Linked DNA regions of Mus musculus: region 2 is linked to region 1. The links are chromatin contacts, found by Hi-C or POLR2A ChIA-PET in ENCODE. All regions are on one chromosome and are shown on one strand. Each heading gives the region's core, a stretch centred on a gene start or an enhancer-like site at or near the end of the contact. The rest is flanking DNA. Distances are from core to core; before and after follow the strand shown.

The links. A loop is a pair of places that touch in the nucleus more often than their neighbours do. ChIA-PET counts read pairs that join two places held with the same protein, here RNA polymerase II (POLR2A).
Region 2: a map of T-helper 2 cell shows a loop between it and region 1 (2.8-fold over the local background). The contact joins the promoter of Peli3 here to the promoter of Bbs1 in region 1. A Hi-C loop is called at or near these places in 1 of 37 maps with a recorded cell type or tissue (T-helper 2 cell). POLR2A ChIA-PET finds 5 or more read pairs at or near these places in 2 of 5 experiments (Patski and embryonic stem cell).

Annotation. Positions count from the first base shown.
Region 1 is chr19:4,904,805-4,908,048 of GRCm38, reverse strand. It overlaps Bbs1 (Bardet-Biedl syndrome 1 (human)), which reads left to right and starts at 1,422. Exons shown (of 17, transcript NM_001033128.3): 1 at 1,422-1,493; 2 at 1,831-1,907; 3 at 2,030-2,064. The coding sequence starts at 1,447. Dpp3 (dipeptidylpeptidase 3) reads left to right here. Exons shown (of 18, transcript NM_133803.2): 18 at 252-820. The coding sequence ends at 427.
Region 2 is chr19:4,941,202-4,944,848 of GRCm38, reverse strand. It overlaps Peli3 (pellino 3), which reads left to right and starts at 1,757. Exons shown (of 7, transcript NM_172835.3): 1 at 1,757-1,911; 2 at 2,937-3,089. The coding sequence starts at 2,938.

The sequences.
Region 1 (3,244 bases), core at 173-2,672:
TGCTGGGATTATGGTGTGTGCTACCATGCCAGACATGATTTAAATCTTGACTTGAGGGAAGGATGAGGTCAAGTGGCAATTCATTTAAGTCTAAGTCTCCCCCCATGTAATTCTGCCTTCCTGGCAGGGTTATTCTGATGTAGGTAATTAGATAACTATCCTGAACATTGACAGTTTGTGCCGGAGCTCGCTCAGAACTCGCCGCCCCTAACTACATCTTTCTGTGCTGCTGTTTTCTCTCCATCCCCCAGGCTCAGAAGTACAACTTGTGGAGTATGAGGCCTCAGCCGCTGGTCTCATCCGCTCCTTCTGTGAGCGGTTTCCCGAGGATGGGCCCGAGTTGGAGGAGGTTCTTATCCAGCTGGCTGCAGCAGATGCCCGATTCTGGAGGAACCAGGCCCAGGAGGCCCCACCTGGCCAGGCTTGAGAAGATCTGTGTGGTCTCTCCCCTCTTTGTCAAACCAGGGCTGTCAGTAGCTCTGAGTTGTGTGTGATTAGGAGTCAGGGGAGGGAGGGGCAGGAGCTTGGACTTTGGTGCTACCTCAGCTGAGGGTGGTGATGCGAACCCCTTCCATTTGTCAGCACTTTGCAGTTTACCGTATGTCCTCAGTTTCTGGATCTGCACTGCCATCTATGGCCGGAGCTCAACAGGGTGCCTAGTCCGGTTTTCCACATGGGAAGGTGGCAATTCTGAGAAGTGACTGTTCTAGACCCGGCAGGTGGCATGTGACAGAGCCAGGGCTCAAAGCATTCTCACCAAATCCAGCGCTCTTCGTGTATTACTTTTATAGCCAGAAAAATAAATATGACGACCACCATCTCTGCAGTGTATGTTTCTTTCTCTTCCAGTTCAAAGCCAGGGGAGGGCACACTACATCACTTTAGGCTTCCAATCCACAATAAGATTTTGAATATCATTTCCAAAGGAATGCACAAACTCACAACGTGTTCCGGAGCTCTTCTTTGTGACATATTTCTTAAGATTTGTGTGTTCGTGTGCATTTTCTTCATGGGTGTGGTGGTGGTAGCAGAGACCAGAAGACCCCATCAGATGCCCTGGAACTACGGTTACAGAATTGTGAGCTGCCATGTGGGTGCTGAGCAGTCCAGGGTCCTCTGCAAGAGCAGCAAGCACTCTTGTACTTTCAAATGTTTCCGGAGCCAAAGAACCGTAACACACTAACATGAGATCCTCACCCATTAATTTGTTTCTCAGTCTAGTCTTAATCCCTAAAAAGCGCTCCTCCCCAGGCCTCAAAGCCCAGGCCCCTGTCTTTAATGCAGAAACCATAAGTCAACATTGCATAGGACAAGGAAACCAGTGCTTATTTGGTCCCAGCCGGGACAATTTTACCCCGGAACCTTTGTTCCTGTGCTTTCGGATGCCCGGATTCTATTGGGTGTTGCGCGATGGCTGAGCTGGTTGCCAAGGCGACGCCTGGGAAAATGGCTGCGGCGTCTTCATCGGATTCTGACAGCGGGCGAGCTGAGAGGTTAAGTCCCGGATCCTCACCGCTTCCTTTCCCTCAGATGAATAGATGGTGCTTGGTAGCGGGTTCTGGGCTCTTGCTTTCGAGCAGCGGTGGAAGTTCTGGGAGGGCCCTTTAGAAATCAGAAGAAAGCTGATGGCCAAGAAGTATCTGTATGTGATTGGCTGGTCACTCCGGGCGCCAATTGAGCTCAGATCTAGACTTGGTATTATCCTTTCGATGTTCGTGCTCTGTTTCAGGCGTCATCTCGCTTAGAGATTTTATTTATTTATTTATTTATTTATTTATTTATTTATTTCGTCATGGGGCTCACTTTCCAACTATCTTTTTTCCCTCTCAGCAACGAAGCCAATTCTAAATGGCTGGACGCACACTACGACCCCATGGCCAACATCCACACCTTCTCCTCCTGCCTGTGTGAGTCTCTAGACATATCTAGGGACACCCAGATTCTAGGAGGATGGGAGGAACAGGGAACGGTTTCATGGAGAAATCTTTGAGATTCTGAGACTCCTTTTCGACCCTTTTGTGTTTTCTAGCACTGGCAGATTTGCATGGCGATGGGGAGTACAAGGTAGGCAATCAGAAAGTTGAGTGGTGTGTGTGTGTGTGTGTGTGTGTGACACTCAGAAGTGAGATTTGCAAAGAGGCTCAACATACTCTGGAACTCATCAGTACTAAAAAGGCACACTTCGTTGCAACTTCTTTCTTTTAACGATGTATTTTTATTTTGTGTGCGTTGGTGCTTTGCTTGTGTGTGTGCTTGTGTAAGGTTTCAGATCCCTTGCAACAGGATTTACAGACAGTTGAGAGCTGCCGTGTAGGTGCTGGAGTTTGAACCAGGATCCTCTGGAAGGACAGCCAGTGATCTTCACTGCTGAGCCATCTCTCTAACCCCAGAATTTCTTAGTAATTTGGAAAGTGAACATTAATTTTATAACATGATCTGCAGAGGTTAAACAGCAAGATGTTGTGGATTTATAGTACCAAGACATACGATTTTCTCTCTCTCTCTCTCTTTTTTTTGTCTTTGTTTGTTTGTTTTTCAAGACAGGGTTTCTCTGTGTAGCCCTGGCTATCCTGGAACTCACTCTGTAGACCAGGCTGGCCTCAAACTCAGAAATCTGCCTACCTCTGCTTCCCAAGTGCTGGGATTAAAGGCATGCCTCACCACTGCCCTGCTGACATATGATTTTCTAAAAAATAATTTGAGGGCCAGGAGTGGTAGTGCCTGCCTCTAATCACAGCACTTGGGCAATAGAAACAGGGCGATCCATGAGTTTGAGGGTGACCTGTGAAGTCCAAGGCCAGCCAGGTCTGCTTAGTGAAACTGCATCAAAAACAAAAAAACAAAAGCGAACTAACAAACAGAGCAATCTGCATCCCAAAACACAGCATCAAAATGAATTTATCTAGTGTTGGAAGGATGCATGCAGTGTGGAGGTCCGGTGACAACCTTTGAGAGTCGGTTCTCTCCTGTCATGTAGGTCCCAGCAACTGAGGTTAGGTCATCAGACATGGTGGTGCGCACCTTTACCCACTGCAGGTCCCAGTTCTTTATGTCTAATCATTATTGCTTAACTTTTCAGTTTATAATACAAAATAATAGGCTTTAAATAGGAAATGATTCACAAACCTTTTCTTTTCTTTTTTTTTTTTTTTAGTCAAAGTTTTTCTCTGTAGTAGTCTTGGCTGTTCTGAAACTCAATACATAGTCCAGGCCCCAGGATGGCCTCCAACTCACAGAAATTCTC
Region 2 (3,647 bases), core at 508-3,007, 36 kb before region 1:
TCTGCTACATATGCAGCTAGAGCCATGAGTCTCTCCGTGTGTTTTCTTTGATTGGTGGTTTAGTCTCAGGGAGCTCTGAGGTTACCAGTTAGTTCATATTGTTGTTCCTCCTATAGGGCTGCAAACCCTTTCAGCTCCTTGGGTACCTCATCTAGCTCCTTCATTGGGGACCCTGTGCTCTGTCTAATGGATGACTGTGAGCATCTACTTCTGTATTAGCCAGGCACTGGCAGAACCTCTCAGGAAACAGCTATATATCAGACTCCTATCAGCAAGCTCTTCTTGGCATCTGCAATAGTGTCTGGGTTTGGTAGTTGCACAACTGAGTCCATCTCTAGTTCATGGCAGCTTTCAAAGTCAGGAGTTCATCAGGTTTGGCGGCCCTTGCTTTTAACTCCAGCTTTTTGGAGGCTAGTCTGATGATGTACATGGTGAGCTCCAGGCCATTCAGGGGTATACAGTGAGACTCTCAAAACTAACAAACAAGCAAACAAAGTAAGGGGACTAGAGATGGCTCAGTGGCTAAGTGCAATGGCTGCTTGCTCTTTCAGAGAGCCTGGGTTTTTATTATTATTATTATTATTATTATTATTATTATTATTATTAGACAGGGTTTCTCTGTATAGTCCTGGCTGTCCTGTAACTCACTCTGTAGACCAGGCTGGCCTTGAACTCAGAAATCCGCCTGCCTCTGCCTCCCAAGTGCTGGGATTAAAGGCTTGCGCCACCACTGCCCAGCTCTGGGTTTGATACTTAGCACTGGCATGGTGGCTCACAACTGTTTGTAACTCCAGTCCCAGAGAATTCGAGTTTCTGGCCTCTGTTGGCACCAGGTAGGCATACAAGTGGTGCACAACCATACACGGAAGCAAAATACTCATATACATGAAAATAGATTTAATATAAAAAAAATAATGAGTCGTTCAAGGGCTGGAGATGTTGGTAAGTGGTAAAGTGTTTATCAAGGTGTATGAAGCCATGGGCCAGATCCTCTCTTGGTTCCTTTGTAGCAAGCCATTTCTGTAAATCTGTTTTGTGGCATCGGGGACAGGGGTGACAGGCCACAATTATCGTACCCGCCTTCCAAGGATTACAGGACTTAATTTGCCCAAATTCAACCCAGAGAGCCTGGTACTGACAGAAGAAAGCCTGTGGCCCTGAGGGACCGAGCACCCCAAAGTGGGCTTTCCTTTGAGGCTTTGCAAAGGATAGAAGCATGCTGTTGGGAGGGGAGGTCAGTGATTCATGTCTCTGGACACCAAGGAGGCCAGAGCTCACTGATTGTTGCACAGAGAGAAAGTGGTCGCGCTGAACTGAAAGACAGATCTGCACTCGAGACAACCGCAGTGGCTTTCCTCAGCCTCCACGGGTGATGCACCTTCCTCCGCCTCTTCTAGTAGTTTCCTTCCCTCTGTTTGCTCTGGGCTTCTCTGTAATTCCGAGATTTCCCCATAAAGGAGGCGGGGTCTTGGAGCAGCGGGTGGGCAGTCGCTAGTCTTAGGTTGGGAAAAGGAGCCTCTAGATTACTGTGTGAAAGGAGGCTCCGGTCTCGGGGAGAACCTAGAAGACCCCAGAATGAGGGTGAGGTGTCCGGAGCCTGGAATAAGAGAGGGGTCTTGTAGACAACCTCTTTGGCTTCCCAGACTACAGCCAGGCTTAAGCCGCAGGAGGCGGAGCCTCGGGGTAAGGTGGGGCCTCTAGGGGCGGAGCCGGGGCGGGGCGTGGGGCAAGGGGTGGGGCGTGGAGGTTTGTGTGCACATCCCTCCCTCCTCCGGGCCTCGGGTGTCCCCGTGACGAGGCTGCACCGAGCAGCCGCGGGCCGGGCCCATCCCGCCGCGGCAGTCCCGGGGCGCAGTAGAGGTGAGGCGGGTGGGGGCCAGCAGCACACAGAGAGCCCCAGAACGCCGCCAGGTGAGGCTGGCGAGGTGGGGGGCGGGGGGCTGTGTTGGGCGTGCGTTGGGGGCGTGTTTGAGTATCTGGGGGTGGCGGGGTTAAGAGAGCGGGTCTGAGGGCTGGCGCCTGTGGCTGTTAGCGCGGAGGCGCGTCTCTGCCGTAGGAGTTCTTGGGTATGCTGTGCCAGTCTAGGCACTGCCCGCGGGACTGACAGCGTGCGCGCGCGTATTTGTGAGGGGCCGCCTGGTGTGTATCTGCGTATGCTGTCATTGTGCCCTTCCCGAGCACGGGGTGCAGGCCTGCCTCTGCGCAGACCTTCCAACGTTGGGGCTGTTAACAGCCTGCGGGCGACTGACTCTGCTGCAGGAGGTGCCCGACTGGGGAGCGCCGCCCCCACAGGCCTCCAGAGACCTAAGCGGCCTGAGGACCACAGACAGACACCTGAGGGAGGGAGGGATCTGGAGGCCTGCCTGCATTGCCAGGCTAAGATAGGGAGACTGAGTCAGGTGGGTGGTAAGACAAAGGCAGACAGATAGAGGAAGGATAGAAGTAGGGACCGGAGTGGGGCGAGAACAGGCAGAAAAGGACGTGCTGGGAGGACAGAGAGTCATTGAGAACAGACAGACTGACAGAGGCCTAGACCTGCTGCAAAAAGGGCAATAAGATTAGAATGAAGACAGACACCCAAGAACCTGACAGAGAGCTTAACTGAGGTCTTGGGGTTAAGAGCTTAAGCCAGGAATTAAGTCTGAGTCTAGAGGTCTCTTAAGTCCTGGCTGCCCCTCTGCCAAACACATTCCATCCAAAGTTGGTATATTGCTCTAACCGACCAAACACTCTGACTCTGATTTTGCCATTTGTTTCTTGGTCTTGTCTCACCAGTCTCCCTCCTTGGTATCCCAGCAACCTCACCATTTGGGGGAAAGGAAGTAGTTATAATAACAAGTGTTGACGGACCATTCTTGCCTTGTGTCTAGCCAGAGCCTGAGAGGAGCTGGGGTGGGAAGTTGCAAGGTTCTTTTCTCTTCTCCCACTGTGCTCAGAATGGTGCTGGAAGGAAACCCTGACGTGGGATCCCCCCGGACCTCAGACCTCCAGCACCCGGGGAGCCAGGGCTCTTGCATCCTGTCTTGTCCTGGTGAAGAAGCACTGGCAGGCGAGGAGCCCATCAAGTATGGTGAACTCATCGTTCTGGGGTGAGCCTCCCTAGTCCAGGAGTGATGTGCTTGGGTAACTGTCCCTCAGGTCAGCCAAGATAACAGTGTGCACCGGCTGCTCTCCCAGGACTCTCTGCTTCTTGCCACTTTCCCAGAAGAAGAGCAAAAGTGATCAAACCCATTTCTGTTGTTTTGTTTTGGAGACAGGGTTTCTCATAGCCTTGGCCTGGAACTTGATGAGTAGACCAGGGTAGCCTTGAACTCGGAGATCCACCTGTCTCTGCCTCCCAAGTACTGGGATTAGAGGTATACACCACAACCAGCAGCCGGAGGCAATTCTTAAAGCTGCTCACCACAGTTTGTAATCAGCTAAGAAAAAGAATAGCAAAAAAAGAGTCTGTAAAGCACCTACTGTGTGTAAGTGTGGGATAAAGAATTCTGATTCTGCACAAAAGGTTCCAATTCTACTTCAGCAAGTTGTCAAACTTTCCTGTGCTTTTGTGTCCTTTTTTTTTTTTTTTTTTTTTTTTTTTTTTTTTTTTTGGTTTTTCGAGACAGGGTTTCTCTGTATAGCCCTGGCTGTCCACTTTGTAGACC